Linked DNA regions of Mus musculus: all the other regions are linked to region 3. Evidence: chromatin loops called from intact Hi-C (ENCODE). Cell type or tissue: left cerebral cortex. All regions are shown on one strand. Each heading gives the region's core, and the rest is flanking DNA. Links, peaks and the distances in the headings are about the cores only. Region 1 overlaps Prkg2 (protein kinase, cGMP-dependent, type II). Region 2 has its middle 95 kb from the start of Rasgef1b. Region 3 holds the start of Prkg2 (protein kinase, cGMP-dependent, type II).

Region 1 (5,400 bases), core at 303-5,302, 92 kb before region 3:
TCCCTGTGGCAACTGCACACTCTTATCCCTTGATGTCCCACTTCACTCGGTAATAATTGTTCCCTCTCATTTATATGACATTTTGTCTCTTGTGAATTGTCTTAATGGGGTTGTAAGAGTTGAGGACCTAGGTAAGGCCAGACCATGATCCTGCCACAGTTCCTACTAAATGCATCCCCTTTACAACAACATAAAGTAAAAACTCATTAGTCAGTGGTATTTAATAATGGGTTAGGCTGTATCATTCTTTTCTACATCTCTACAAGAATTGTATCTTATTCTATTTACAAATTCAAAGCCAAAAATATTACTTAATTCCCTCACAGAAGCCAGGTTAATAATAATAATAATAGAAATAACAGTGGATGCAAAACTGTTTCTGTGACTGAAAGATGACATGAATGATGACTCATTCTTGACATGAACTTCCAGTATTAAGGAAAGCATATTAAGACCTATTTGGGCAACAATTACTAGCAAACTATACAAAGGAAAACTACACCTTGAAACACCCAGAAGTTGAAAGCCTGTAATGGAGCAAGGCGGTCTCCTGAGAGAACCTGCCATGGTCATCTCACATACTGGTGACCTATACATCAGCTGGATACCAGACATGGTTAGTTGGGAAGAGGGAACCTCAACTGAGAAAGTGCCCCCCACCCTCCGATTAACCTATGGGCAAGCCAGTAGGCAGTACCCTCCACGGCCTCTGTATCAGTACCCGCCTCCAGGTGGCTGTGTTGATTTCCCTGGATGATGGACTATATATAAGCTGTGAGATGAAATGAGCCCTTCCCTCCCCAGGCTGCTTTTGACCGTGGTATTTATCACAGCAAAAGAAACCCTACCTAAGACACCTGGTTATTCTGCACATTTATATGTTTATGTCAGCAACAAGGAAAATCAGTTACCTGTGTTTCTTAATGTCGTTGATCCCGTTCTTCAGATTTCCCAGCCTTTCTGTTGGGTTTTGCCTAAAATGATTGATGGGAGAAGTTAACAACAACAACAACAACAACAACAACATACAAGTGGTTTTAGAAAAAAGAATAGTGCTTGTGTTTAAATTCATTTACTCAATAACTTTCATCAGATCCTACTGCAGGCCAGCCATTTGACCACAGGGAGAAAACAAAATTATGGTCCTTCCATGGAGGAGCTGCAGCTGAGTGTCTGGATTCATCTATCTGTTCTCTGCATGAGCTGTGGATAGACTTGAATAAATACTAGCTTGCAAACTTAGTTGCAAATGCTGCTGAGAAAACTGGGAAATGTGTTAGGATTTCATTTACATCCAAGCTGCAATCTCAGAAGTGTGTAGGTATTCCTATTTGCAAATCCCAAACTAGGTTTGATGTTTTTGATTTACTAACTTTATATGCTTTAAAAACATCTCCAAAGGTGGGACAGGGGCACAGCAGTGCATTGGAGTTTGGGCCAAACAAAACAAAGCTCTAGAAGTCTCCAATGTTTCTCTGAAAATTGATGTTTTCGATAGTAAGTCAAAGGCTGAAATAATTTAAAAGAAGACTGGAAAAGTACATTTTCTTAAAGACTACGAAGGGGCTGGAGAGATAGCTCAGTGGGTGAAAACATTGACTATTCTTCCAGAGGACTCAAGTTCAAGTCCAAGCACCTGTAGAGCACTCACAGCTGTCTCTAACTCCAGCCCCAGGAGACACAACAATGCCCTTTTTTAATTTCTATGGACATGCACATGGTGCACAGACATGCATACAGGTAAAATACCTATAAACACAAAATAAAAATAAATAAAAATCTTTTCTTGAACTCTGTTAAAAAACAAAAAGGAAAGAAGACTACTAGGGAGCTGGAGACACAGCTCAGCTCCATGGTCAGGGGAATTTGCTGTTTCTCCTGAGGACCTGTAATGGGTCCCCAGCATCTACACGACAACTCACAACAGTCTATAACTCCAGTTCTAGATATGATGACATCGCCTAGCCTCTGAAGGCACCAGGCATGCACCCGTGCACAAATACACATGCAAAAATATTTTCAAAAATATTTAACTTAAAAACTTTCTTCAGTTACAACAGCAACATAAGATGTCCAAGTACTGAACGCACAAACGTAATTGCAAAACATCTCCGCATTGCACGGGGAGCAGAAGCCTTCACACTTCCTCTGTGGCCCATGGTCATTCTCACCTGCAAAGCCTCCGGATCAAATCCTCAGGGCGCCTTGTTATCTTTCTGGGGAAATCCATTTTCTCGATTCCCTTGAGAATCAAATTGTAGGTCATCATTTGGTCTATCCCAGAAAAGGGAGGGCTGGAGAAGACACAAAATAAGACGCACTTCAGAGAGAGTCTTGTGGGGCTCCTCTTTTCCTACTTCTCTTTCCACTCCGGTTCTGTTCTCTGACCCTCCCTCTTAGTTACTTTACAACAAATTGGGGTATATTGTGGAAAGCCTTTAATCAATTTCCCATCACTTAAATAACCCCTAAAAGGAGAAGACAGAAAGGGAGGGGGTGTGATTTTCTTGTGTGTGTGTGTGTGTGTGTGTGTGTAAGAAGGTGAGTAGGAAAAGCCTCCTTTCTACGCTGACAAAGGAGAAGTCTGAATGGACAGAGGGAGCCAATGAGACACAGAGTTGTCTTGTTTGAGATCACTGAGTTCTGAGACAGGAAGTACAAAGGAATGTGTCGGGAGTGGGCAGGAGTGGGCAGTAAATGGTAGAATGAGTAAGCTTCCAGGGACGCTGAGAGATTACCACAGCATCCTGTGTATCCCGTGGGCTACAGTGAAGATCTGGGCATGGATCTGAGTCAGTGGTAGAACTTACAGCAACTTGAGTCATCTTTTTTAATACAAGAAATAAAGTCCAGTATGGGGTGAGGCTGGCAGGCTGGCGGTGGGAAGCTGTGCTGAAGATATTGAAAGAGACGTGGCTCTATCTAGTCCATGGACTGTACTAATTATGTCTCTTTGTCAGATTTATATGTTGGAACCATAATCTTGAAGTGATGGGATTTTATAAAGTTAATTAGGTTGAGAGTGTGCCTATCAATGAATAGGATTGGTGACCTTCTAAGACAGGAGTCTGGCTGGCCATCTTTTTCCTAGCGAGGATCCTATAAGTCTACAACTAAAAGGGAGTCCTCACTAGAGCTCAACTTTTTGCTGAGGCTTCCAGCCTCCCAAACTGCAAGAAATAAATGAGCTTTAAAAAAAGTCACCAGCCTATAGAATTTTGTGATATAGCCTGGCCTAAGACTAATGATAAAACTAACAGGATTTGCCAACGTAGTGAATGTGGTGGGGAAGAGAGAAAAGAAATTCAAGAATGATTCCTGGCCACGGTGCCCACTGAATAGAACTATTTTCCCTAAGATGGACAAACTAGGGACGAGGCAAGTGCTATAATTTGGGTCTAGGCTAGTCCCCAGAGGCCCCGGTCCCCAAGCTGTGTCATAATGGAGACGTAACAGGAACTTTTCGGAATGAGGCCAGAAGAAAGGCCATTGGAGAAAGGACCTTAACTGGAATATTGAGATGTTCGTCTCTTCCTCTTTGTGTTCTGGCCACCTCATAGTGACAGACATCATTTGCCGCATGCTCTGTCATAACGTGCCATGTTCCCAAATCTACAGGGTCAGTGATTCATAGACTGAAACAAGGAACCAGAATACATCTTTTCTTACTTCTAAGTGACCTCAGGTATTTGGTCACAGCAATGGAAAGTCACCTGACTCAGTGTTGCTGCAGCTAGTCACCGGGGAAAGGACCCTGGCTATGTTGCAGAGCCATGTGGACCTGAGAGGCAGGCCATTGGGTTTATGGGCCTAACATTGAAGAGAAACACTAGGAAGATTAACTTGGTCCATCTCATCATCTCATAAGGTTTATGGTTGTAGGACTTGAGGATATGACGCAGTAAGTGTTAGGTGGAAAAGAGGTCAAGGACTGACTGGTTCAATGTAACTATCAGGAAAATGAGAAAACTCAGAAATGAGTACAGAGATGGGGCTATCACGGTAAGATGAGGAGGGAGAGGCAGGGCCTGTAAAGCACCGAAGAGAATACTTCAAAGACTAGTGGGGTTTAGATGTAGCCACCAAAGTGGGGCAACATTTTAATTTGTTTATCACTTTGATTCCTAAAACATTTTCATGTCTGGGCTAGTACACCATTTAAAATTTGAAGATTAAAAAACACCTAATTACTCTGTTGTTTAGCAACTATGGCTGTACTACTTGGAAACCAACTGTCCTCACCTTTGGCACAATAAAATAAAATAATAAAGCCTTAGAGCAAAGGTAATGCATTGAGTTTCAAGTAACCTCTGATTCCACTGTGAAGAAAATGAAGCCAGAGGCAAAGCCATTGGTTTGGCATCTTCAATACACAGAGATGCATGCACGAGCATATTTACAGCCTTGTTATGATTCTCATGGTGTTCTTTCCCTGACAACCTGAAACACTGGATCAGAGAATTAAAAATGGACTTTCTTCTGCCCTGAAAATGCCTGGCAAAATATCTCCCTAACTTCTTTATGATGGTTTGAGGCCCCCTTAGCAATTCCAAGTTGCTGTCCCTTCTCTCCCTCTGTTATTTCCCCAATTTATTTTGCTGTTCTGCATGACACATTTCTCAGGTGACAAAGATCCACATGTATTTTCCAGAAGCTCCAAGAACCACCATGCCAGTAACATTCCCTTAGACATCTCTAAGATGAAGGAATAAATATTGGAAACAACACAGGGTTCGCACACCTTAAACAATCTGCTCTTCTCCATGACTACCTGGAAAATTCCATCCTTCCATCTCACTCTTCCATCATGACTATCTGAACATTGTTAATAATGATTCAGCTAAAATGCAGATTTTCAAATCTGTTTCCCCAGTGTGTGTGTGGACAAAGATGTGAACCATGGGTGTTTTCACATTTTTTATTTAATATTGAGGCTTGCAGCACTTAAGACAATTAAGTAGAACACAGCTCAGTGGTGGACTGCATCTTTAGAACGTGCAAATCCCTATTTAGGTCCTTATTGTTGCAAAAAGAACATGTGTATGTTGACATTTACTGCCCCAAATGGATTCATCGTAGGACTGATTACACAATTCTTAGTGCAAATGTCTCTGAAACTAATGTTGATCACAGTTGGCTATAAAGAGTCATAAATCATACGTGTGTCACAGAAAGTACGTCACAGACAGAGCCAGGGGAACTGGAATCAAGTTACTGATCTCAGGCAGATAGTCTTGTGACCTAGTTGTCTAACTTGTAAAATTTAAATCATAAAATAATCAAAAACATTTGAATCATAAAATAATAATGAAAATTCCTATCTTACCTTCCTCATGTGTGTTTGAAAACTAAACAAGGTTATGTGTATGTGTGCTTGGTAAGCAGTGAAGTATATTACGA
Region 2 (5,400 bases), core at 97-5,096, 120 kb after region 3:
GGATTTGGGGAGGGGAAATGAGGAAAGGGGATAACATTTGAAATGTAAATAAGGAAAATATCTAAGAGAGAGAGAGAGAGAGAGAGAGAGAGAGAGAGCCAGAGCCCATGGGATATCTGTTTTATTATCTTTTTAAAATGTTGTATCTTATTTGCCAATAACGTTTTTTTCCCCTACATTTTTCAAAAAAGTGAAGATTCTGCATTCCTGAGCCTCTGTTATGCCCACTGTCCATGTGCTAATCAAGAAAGCAGTCCTCCTGCAGTAGTAAGAAAGCCTGTCCAGTTTGCCACAGACCTTACCATTAGCTTTTGGCTGTTTTCTATGGGGATCCAATGTCAGTTACCAATGTTTCTGTGAACACATGCTGCCCTAAGCATTTATGTGGAATTTGAGGCTGAAGTTCAAGAGAAATGGAGAGTTATTTGTTTATCATTGCTGACCTAGTACTTACCATGTTCATGAATAAGCATGGGCTAACAGGTAGAGGAAAGCTTGCTCCTATCTTATCCTTTAGCGATGAAAGACACTTGCTTGTAGGAACAATGGGATGTTGGCTGCAGACCCTTTTCCTAACCTTTACTGGCAGGTGACTTGGACCACAGTCAGTAGCACCAGGAGGGAGAGTGCAGAGTTGGAACTGATCAAAAGGACAAAAGGCTGAGTTCATTGACAGAGACTCTGGGGACCTTCCCTTTCCAGGTCACAAAATATTTATAATAAAGAATAAGGGACTTATTGAATGTGGTTTTTCAAATGGTAGCCCTCTGCGATCTCAGTGTATGATTGGATGCCCACATGTCAGGAAACCGGAATTCCTCCCTGTGTTCTCCATGTGACCTTTTGCTATCAGTACTCTTCAAGAAATAATGTCTGGTTGATTCGATTTAGCTTTGTAGGAATAAATACCACTGATATGTAAAATAACACAATTTTTCCAGAAGGCCCCTGCTTTATAATACTTTCTTGTGCTTAGAAGAGAAGCAGAAGAAATTACAAGAGAACCAGAGAAATCCATTGATCAGGGCTACCACCTGACCCAGTCAATCCATTGATCAGAAATCCATTGATCAGGGCTACCACCTGACCCAGTCAAGATTACAGTGCTCCTGCTCAGTGGTCAGTGAGGGACAGAGACAAAATCCAAACTAGATTCCTGTCTCCCTCCAGAGTCAATCATGCCAAGTGGGAGAATAATTCATAAAGCCTTCGGAGCAGAAACCTGCATTGTGAGCCAAAAAGAACGCACTCAAAAGACCATCCATGATGTTGAGGGAAAAAAAAAAACCAACTCATAGAATGAAGGCTTTGTTTTTTCTTCTGTTTCTTTAGCAGCAGATTCGCTCTTCACTTCAGCCTACACAGCCCGACTTGATGAGCTGAGGAGGTTCGTCCTTCAGGCTTTGGCTCTGCCATGCAAGCCCTATAGACACACTCAAGGCCTTTTGTGCTAGCCTGGAATGCTGTGTCTGCACACAGATGGTTCGCAGTCATCCTGCTATCTCAGCTTTAATAACCTCCTCAGAGATGACTTCCTTGACCACCCCATCTTAAAGTACCCCAACTTCCATCTCTACTTCAGTTGAACATTATCAGAAGTTATCTAGATTACTCTCTCATGCACTGTCCACTTTCTCTACTTGATAACGTGCTTTATTAGAGCCAGTTCCAGACATCTATGCATCATCATGTTCCCAACAAATGACACCGGGTAAGTCTTCAGTAGCAAATTATTGGATGGAGGAATAAATACAAGAGATGCTTATGGGCTTATGTGTTTAGAAGCAGGGTTTGACAAATCAAGAGGCAGTCCTCCTAGGCTACCTTTCACTTGGATACGGCTTCTATCTCAGCAGAGCACTTTGGAGGGAAGAAGAGAAGTAGGAACCAGCTGCCATGGCTCTCCTGAGCCTTGCTTTCTATCCCTCCAATATGCTTACCTCCTGTCTTTTGTGTGTGAGGAGCTTGGAAGACACAGCCCACCAGCTGAAACAGACCTTCTCTGGCCTGCAGGGCTCAGTTAACTCCAGCCCAAGTAGGTGGTGGGCAACATGTTAACCAAAGTACATCATCATTTCCCATTTTCTCCACCTTCTCCAGCTGGGCCCGATTACTCCTAGTCCCTTTCTCTCCCTTGGGAGACTGACTCTAGAATTAAAAGGCTTGAAAGGCAAGGTTTATCCCCAGCTGTGAGCTATAGGGACACACTCACATTTACTGAGGGGCTGAGCAGCTGAGGCAGGCAAGCAAGCTCCTCAGACGACTCATTTCGTTGAAACTTCACACCTTCTCCAATGACAGTGAGCACTGTCCACCCATCTCAGGTGAGCAAACCACAGCTCAGAGACTTCGCCCTCCCAACACTGTCAAAATGCAGGGTAAACCAGAAGTGATACTGAAGTTGAGATCAGTCTGGCTCAAAGGACTTGCAGGCATCATCAGCCCAAATGAGTAGACCTATACCAAACATCACCCCAGTGAGTAGACCTACATACCTAATTTCATTTTGGTCTTTGGCATGCTGTTCTCACTTTAACTGAGTAACTGGTTCCTGTTCTCTTTCATTATTGTATGGACGATAAATATCTGAGTATATTAATCTAATTTTCTCTAGATGGCCACCATGAAATCTAAGAAAATGAGGTGATTTCTGTGCATGTTTTATGAAGGGAATTGAGTAAATGCATTTTTGCCTGTCTACTTCCTAAGACTCTCTCCTTGCCTACTTCAGGAGGCTCCACCTGCAACCCCCAACCAGACCAAAGCCATTTTAGTAGGTTCTGCAAAGCAAGTGGCTCCTGGCCGGTCTACACTTTCTGTGCCCTGCTGACCCCTAGTGGTGAAAGTAAACTTAGCTTCTCTGTGCTTCTGTTTCTCTGTTTCTCTAATTCCTCTCTCTCTCTCTCTCTCTCTCTCTCTCTCTCTCTCTCTACATATACATATACATATACATATACATATACATATACATATACATATACATATACATATACATATACATATACATATACATATACATATACATATACATATACATATACATATACATATACATATACATATACATCATATACATATACATATACATCATATACATATACATATACACATACATATACATATACGAAAAAGGAGAAGGCAGCAATGAGACTCCAGAGGATGTCTTGGTCACAATCATTAAGAGACACTTGTTTATTGTAACTCATTTTGGAACTGGCTTGTGAGAAAGTCGGAACTCAGGAGTCAAATCAGTGTGAGGTTGTGGAGTGGGCCATGCTGCCTAAATCAACCTGTCCTTCTGCTTTCCTTCTATGAATCAGCAGTTGTTCTAGAAACTCAGAGATGACATTGGTTCAGACCACAGAGTTTGAAGAAGAGCTCTCAAGGGTGACTTTCACTTTGATGTGCATGCAAAGCCAGAAACAGTTCAAAGGTTATAGACAAGGCAAGGGTTGCAAAGGTAGAGGCTGGCTGCTGAAGCGTCCCATGCCCATCCCCAGAGTGCATCTAAACTCGGCAGCTAGTTAGCTCACTTGGGTGCTGTACTACCACTCATGAAGAGGGAGCCAGACTCGGAGATGACAAGGCACTCTGTGGACCACTCTGAAGCTGCTTCTCACAGAGAGACTGGAATGCCCTTCAGCTGAATGGGGCTTTAAGTACAAGAGGCAGTGAATGGATATGGAATGGTCCCAGGGGAACAAGAGCTACTTTCTAATCTAAAAGATCCCTGAATCTATAGGTGGATGTACTTCCTTAGAGGCTCAAGATGGTCATGTGCATAGTTACAGTCAAAGAAAAGTAAAATGCCTAGTGAGTCTTCGAATCTGAAAAGATAGTGTATCCTTGGGAAGATGGGACGGTCTTCATCTTTCTTACATTGTTTCCTTTTGTTTTTTCAATAGCTGGAAAACAGACTGGAAACCTGCAGGTGCTACATCCACTTTGTAACTATAGACAACAGGCATAGAAGTGAAGGCTTAAATGTTAAAGGTGGTGGGGGCGGGGGTCACAGTGCATTGCTGGCTGCCCATCCCTGCAACTTTTGTGAGACGTGCCCTAATGTTTAAACCGTTCTTGTACAGGTTGTCTCAGCTTGAGCTTCAATAACAAACGACTACAGATCGAGTGGTATAAACAACAGAATTTCATTTCTCTCTGTAAAGGCTAGATGGCTAAGATAGGAGCCGGTAGGCTCTGTTCCTGGTGAGGCCTCCCTTCTTGACCTGAAGACAGCTGTCTCCTCAAAGTAAGTGGGTGGCCTTCCTGAATGAATGCACCTGTTAAAGATGTCTCTTTGTCAACAAATGCACTGATCCAGTTATGCAGACATATCCTCATGGCCTTCTACACTGTTTAATTACATCACACTGCAGCCAGGGCTTTGAGGAACAGATGGATATGCACAAGCATAATACATGTAGAGCCAAAAATCAGTATGTCTGAGTTCGGCAGTTAAGAGCACTTGTTTTTTTTACAGAGAACCTGGGTTCACCACCTCCATGGTGGCTCACTACTGTCTGTAGCTCCTGCCCCAGGGAATCCACTTCTGACCTCTGAGGGCACCTACCTGGTGCACATACATATGCAGGTAAAACATGCACATAAAAATAATTTTTGTAGAAGAATTCTTCTTGTTTTCTTTAGCCACACTGTGTATGCATATGCTGTGCTTAGAGCTGCCCCATAAGGTGTTTCAGGAAGGTTATCCTTGTCAAGAATCAAAGGTGAGCATTTGAGATGGTTGAAATTTTGTCAAGATTTATTGTACTAGCCTAAGAAACTAGAAAAATAGTTTGATATTTTAAAGGACTCATTTAATTATTTGAGTCATAATAACTTCAACTCTTTGCTGAGTTCAGGATATAAACAATCAAAAGCTCATTTCTATGTGGCTATCAGTAGAGATGTGTCTCACTTTTTGTTTTTAAAAAAAAATGCACCTATATACTTTATATATCTGCAGACAGTGTAAATACACTAACTTCTTTCTACCACTCAGACTCCTTCTGATGACACTGTTCTCACAGCATCATCTGAGGAGTGATAAAGAGGCCACTGTGGAACCATCAGATTATCTGCTACCAACAGCACCTGAAATCAAGTTTGAACATAAGCTGAGAAAGAGGTGGATTCGAGACAAGCTCTTGAAAGAGCCATGCCACAGTAGGATACAAGATGACTTTGTGTTAATTCAGCAGGAAAGGATCTGGGTGTTTTTGAAAGTGAACTGCTCCCATCATAAGAGATACATAACTTTATGCAAGATTCATGATTGCAATTACAGGCCATACTATGTCTTCTTACATATATGTTCTCTATATAAGAACATATATCACTAGATGTTCTTATTTTTCTGTTGCATAAGTAAAACAAAAAAAGATCTGTAGGAACATTTTA
Region 3 (5,400 bases), core at 65-5,064:
TAACAATGAAAAACAACACCATGAATTTGAAGGAGAGCAGGAGGGGTAGATGGAAATTTCCGGAGAGAGAAAAAGGAAGAAATGTTGTGATTATATTATGATCTCATGTTTAAAAAAATAATTTAAAATATAGAGGCAGTTGAGAATCAAACTGCACACGAGACAATGGAGCAAGTCACTCCCAATGTTTTAATCTTGGGCGGGTTGGAAGAAAGCATGACTTCCATTCTGTGTCGTTCATTCATTTGGTGATACATGTTCCATGGAGCACCATCTATAGTGACCCTCCATGACACCAGCAGAAGGAGGGAGGAGTCACAGAGAAGGAGCCTTGTGGAGACAGAAGATGTCCTGAGTTGGCCATGGGCCAGTAAGAGGGAGAAGCCTATGCAAAGAGAAGAAGTCAGCCTGAGAGTCTACCTTAACACCAATCAGAATGGCTAATATCAAAATCTCAAGGAGCAGCACATGCTGGTAAGAATGTAGAGGAAGGGGAACACTCCTCCATTGCTGGGATTGCAAATTGGTGTGGCCACTCTGAAAATCAGTCTGGTGGTTTCTTAGAAAATTGGAAATACTTCTACCTAAAGACTCAGCTATATCACTTGGCATATACCCGAAAGTCGACCCACTATACCCAATGACATATTCATAGCAGCTTCATTCTTAATAGCAAGAAACTGAAAACAACCCAGATGTCCCTCAACTGACGAATGAATACAGAAAATGTGTTGTGTTTACACAATGGAATACTATTCAGCTATTAAAAACAAGGACACAATGAATTTTGCAGGCAAATGGATGGAACTAGAAAATATCATCCTCAGTGAGGTATCTCAGACCCAAAAGGCTAGGCACAGTCTGTACTCACTGATATGTGGATATTAGCCAGAAAGTACAGAGTATCCATGACACCTCACAGACCCAAAGCAGTTAAGCAAGAAGGAAGGCCCAAGCAAGGATTCTTGAATCACACTTAGAAAGGAAAAGAAAATCATCATAGGAGGCCTAGAGAGGAAGGGAACCGGGTGGGAAATGGGAGGAGGATGGAGGAGGGGAATGGGAAGGCAGGATCAGGTGTGGGGAAAGACAGGACAGAGCCCAAAGGGCCAGGATAATGAATGAAAATCTCCAGCTGGAGTGGAAGATTTCTAGGAATTCTCAGATACCTGGGATACAGGGCAGGGGGGGATATGGAACCTAAAGAGGCCACCACCTGTAGCCAGGCAGGATCATGAGTGAAGGGATAAGGACATGAACCCGTCACAAAACTTTTGATCCAAAATGTGTCCTGTCTAAAAGAAATGCTGGGATAGAGCAGAGACGGAAGAAAAGGCCAACCAATAACTGGTCCAACTCAGCCCATCCCGTAGGGCAAGCACCAATCCCGGACATTATTAATGACAATCTGTTAAGCTTGCAGGCAGGAGTCTAGCATAACTGTCCTCTGAGAGCCTCCCCCAGCAGCAGATGGAGGTCAGGGACACTTAAGGAAGAGTTCAGGATGGGGGTGGGGGTGTGGGGGGTGGCTGAAGGCCCTGAAGGGGAAAGGAACTTCAAAGGAATATCAACCAAGCCAACTAACCTGGACTCCTGGGAGCTCTCGGAGACTGAACCACCAATCAAAGAACACACATGGGCTAGAGCAAAGCCCCCTTGCACATATGTAGCAGACAGGCAGCTCAGTCTCCATAGCTGCCTTGTCTAGCCTCAGTGAGAGAGGATGTCCTTAATCTAACAAAGACTTAATGTGCCAGGGTGGAGGAATACCCAGAGGAGCCCACTCTCTCACAGGGGGGGGGGGGAATGGAGGGAGAGACTCTGTGAGGGAGGGACTGGGAGGAGAAGCAGTATTTGGGATGTAAATACATAAATTAATAAAAAAAATTAAGTCAGGCCAATTCTGCAGAGGTAAGACTTGAATTCACGTGAATAGACGAGACCATTGAAGAAAGATAAGAAAGAAATACCTACATTGCCGAGTGTGGACCTGCCATACCTGTGAAAATATAATTTGTGTGTGTGGGGGGGGGGGGCAGTAAAAAAGGAAAAGGATAAGGAAACATTGTCGGAATGGCAGAAGTCTGCTAGACAGCTTGGAAATAGACATTTCAAGAGTCCAGCAGGCCACAGCTCAAATCCCAGATGTGTCAAAGGAAGGGAGATCAGAGGGAAAAGCACAGAAGAGGTTAGCCATTTCAGTAGACTGAAGAAAAAAGTCCTCATTTAAAAGTCCCATGGAAAGAGCTGAAGCCAGAGTTTGGATGGTATTAAAGAGGTATGCAGAGAATTTTTACAATAGTAGAAATAAGAGTACTGATAAGCCCAAGAAAGCGAGCCGAGGAAACTGGAGAAAATGAAAACATAGGAAAAGGGGATAATTGGGAAACAGGGAGAAATCAGACAACAGGAGACTACAGGGCTCGGCCAACAGGCAGGCAGCATGTGCCTTCTTTCCCTGTGATGAGAATTCTCACTTGCATCCTGTGAAGACAGAGGCCCAGAGTCAAGGACTGTTAAAAGCTGGGTTCACAGGTACCACCTTTGCAATTTGTTTATTCTTAGTTACGGCCTGTTGCGAAGGAGAGTCCAGTCTAGTTTTTCAGAGGGAATTCTTCACTTCATCACCTCACTAGCCCGGTGTGCAAAACGCAACAGGAGCCTGAGTAGCAGCTGTTGTCTACTCTGTGGGATGATCGCCTTCTTTGTGAGCTAAATAGAAACTTGCAAAGATGAGAAACGGTTTCTAAGGCGCTTGTGCGTATGGGGGTGTGGCAGGGAGCAGGTGGATGTTGCATTCTCTTTAAGGAAAATAAAAGCCCCTTTCCTATTGAACTTTGGAAACAAGCATGCTAAAAGCTAGGGTCATCCTTTCTCATGGGCCGCTGAGCTGGTTCTGTTCTCAGCTCTGGCCTCCCTGCTCTGCCTACGTGCTCAGCTCTCCTACTTACACTTGAAACCTATTTCTTTTTTTCTCTCTCTCTCATTTCCAAAGTGGCTCTTTGCTTAGCGTTTCTTTGCTCTCTTTGCTTCTTCACGAAGATGTGCAGAACTGTGCAAGCGCCTCGGGGTGCTGAGTGACAAGAAGACACCCAAACAAGTTTACAAGCACTTGTAAAAGTCCTTGCAGGAGTCTTGTGTGCCCAATCAGCTATTCAGACATTGGAGAACTAAGCCAGGACGGCACACCGTGACAGCGCCCCTGAGCCCCCAGCCCCAGAAGAGCCCAAAGGACGCTGCAGCCACACTGCGCTCTAAACCCAACTGCTGTATGGAGCCACCCTCGCCACAAGGAGAGAAGGAAACGCGTCCACATGTCCGCATGCAAGCAGCAAGAGAGACGGGCTGGGTGTGGGAGAAGTGCCCACCGCGCAACGCACGCCCAGTGGCACCCGCGTGTCCCCACTCCCGTCCCTGGTCGCGAGCCCCACGGGTGCCCGAGCCCCCCAGCCTCACCAGGCCGCCGGGTAACTTTCCAGGTGCGCAGCTCGTCCCCTCCGCGCGGCCGCAGCGTCTTGGCGTCCTCCGCCACGCCGCCCCTCTGCGGCCCCGGCCGGGCTCAGCTCAGCTCTGCCCCGCCGCGCCGTGCGCACTGTGCCGGGTCCGGGCTGCTGGCGGGCGCCGCCGCTCGCGCTGCGTGGGAGCCGGGACGCGGCGGGCGCGCTGCGGGAGGGAGCTGCGGCGACGTGGGTGCTGCCGCCTGGCTGCTCTGCGGGGGCCGCCGCGAGAAGGAGGCGCGCCGGAGGGAGGAGGGAGCTCAGCGGAGAGGAGGGACGGAGGAGGGCGGGGGTCAGCCCGGCGTGGCGTGGGAGAGCCCGGAGCCCGCTTCCTTGAAGGTGGGGTCACCCGCGCCGGCGCGAACCTGTACTCCGGAGCCGGCCTGCGGCGACGGCGACAGTCTGCACTTTATACCCCGAACCTCCGGCGTGAGGCAACTTAAGTAGGGCGATAACATCGTGGATGCAAGCGGGTGGTTGGTTGTGTTATTATTTTTATTTCAAGTGTGTGGGCCGAGGGAGAGGAAAGTTGAGGGGGGTATTCATCATCGCCTTCCCTCCCCACCCTTGTGCCTCCAGCCTGCTTCACTGTGGGCTCTTGCTCTCCCTTGCTGGGTCTCTCTCCATTCTGCCTTCCCTTCCAGAGCGCAAAGGGACAGGCGCACACACCCTGGCCATGCTCTCTGGTGTCACAGAGGTGCCCTTCTACATGACACGTGACCCAAGGGCTGCTTGGCCCGCGTGCTCTTCTAGGACTCTGGAACCTTAACTCGCATCTAGTCAGTTCACTGAATGTGATGCATGCTGGGGACAGTGGCTAAACCGAGTTTCAAGGGACAGGAATTAATACCTCCTGATTCTGTGAGACTTTAGCATGAGCCTCTCTTGGTTATTCAAGCAGGTAATTTAATACTCTCCTGTGGCCTTTTAGACACAGTATTCCGAGGTGTGCGTTATGGTTTTTCTAAATATAAATGGATATACTCGCCCACCGCAGTATGCTATGCTCTGGTAGTGTGCTCTCCCGTAGTGAGTTCCTGTTTCTTCATCCTCCCAGAGGAATGTCTGTGGCAGATTCACAAGGACAAGGGCAGTTTCTCTGCACAGTGAGAGGTACAGTGAGGGTCTATTCTTCAGTTTGTATCCAGAGAACGTGAGACCGCGACTCCCTAGGGGTATCAAACATCCGGTAGGCCACGGGGTTTCCTGCAACTCCAGCATGCACTATTACATACATAACCCCACATAGAATGAGGCCTGTGTACACTTGTTGAATGGGTTCATTAAGCCTCAGAGGACGAAGAGCGGTTGTTTGTTTTTCTATTAACTGGACAAAATTAAGGCCAGGTACTTTTTCTCAAATCCGTACATTTCACGTTGGCTAACCAGAGATGGTGAGATGAAGAACTCCAAAGAAATGGAAGAATCCATAGGAAAATATCTAAAAGTCATGGTAAGAACTTGGTCAGACTTGACACACTGAGTCAGAGCTACTTTTTTTTTTTAAGAATACAAAACGCATAGTAAATGTGTTTACTAAATCCTGTGGTCCACTAAGTCAACTATGCAATGGTACTCTCTGTCCATTGAGGTAAAAGCTTGAAACCCACTGATGGAGATAGGCAGTGGCGCAAAACTAGCGTTGAATAGAAACATGGGATCCCACCCCTGCCTAGTGACCAGATAGAAGTTCTTACAAGTCTACTTTCCTGACAGAAGAGAAACAAGAAAAAAAGCCAAGAGGAGGAAGGGGTGGGGGTAGGGGGCAAAAAGCAAGAGAAAGAGGACAAAGAAGAGGAGGAGCAAGAGAAGGTGGGGGGGGGGGAGATGAGCTATTGCTTAAAAAAGCAAGGCTCACAGGCATTCTTTCTCAGAGTGCCTTAAGCACGTTGCTCCCCACCCC

What was found. A loop is a pair of places that touch in the nucleus more often than their neighbours do. Peaks named below come from ENCODE experiments on the same cell type or tissue, not always from the same donor. Only the 100,000 strongest peaks of a DNase experiment are listed, where the experiment ranks them.
Region 1: a loop joins it to region 3, with 4 times the contacts of the local background. A loop is called at or near these places in 3 of 42 quality-filtered maps.
Region 2: it touches region 3 in a loop (2.4-fold over the local background); 5 of 42 quality-filtered maps call a loop at or near these places.

What each region holds. Positions count from the first base shown.
Region 1 is chr5:98,941,243-98,946,642 of GRCm38, forward strand. It overlaps Prkg2 (protein kinase, cGMP-dependent, type II), which reads right to left. Exons shown (of 19, transcript NM_008926.4): 16 at 2,172-2,294; 17 at 912-974. Among named protein-coding and RNA genes, the nearest start is that of Gm42123, 53 kb to the left of the region's middle. In left cerebral cortex, for the core only: no CTCF peak of the experiment used is centred there; a DNase peak (open chromatin) is centred at 2,709.
Region 2 is chr5:99,155,373-99,160,772 of GRCm38, forward strand. No RefSeq gene overlaps it. Among named protein-coding and RNA genes, the nearest start is that of Rasgef1b, 95 kb to the right of the region's middle. In left cerebral cortex, for the core only: a CTCF peak has its summit at 2,814 (motif pointing left); a DNase peak (open chromatin) is centred at 2,823.
Region 3 is chr5:99,033,467-99,038,866 of GRCm38, forward strand. It overlaps Prkg2 (protein kinase, cGMP-dependent, type II), which reads right to left and starts at 3,613. Exons shown (of 19, transcript NM_008926.4): 1 at 3,457-3,613. In left cerebral cortex, for the core only: no CTCF peak of the experiment used is centred there; DNase peaks (open chromatin) are centred at 2,749, 3,024, 3,268, 3,745 and 1 more place; H3K4me3 peaks cover 2,151 bases; H3K27ac peaks cover 1,286 bases.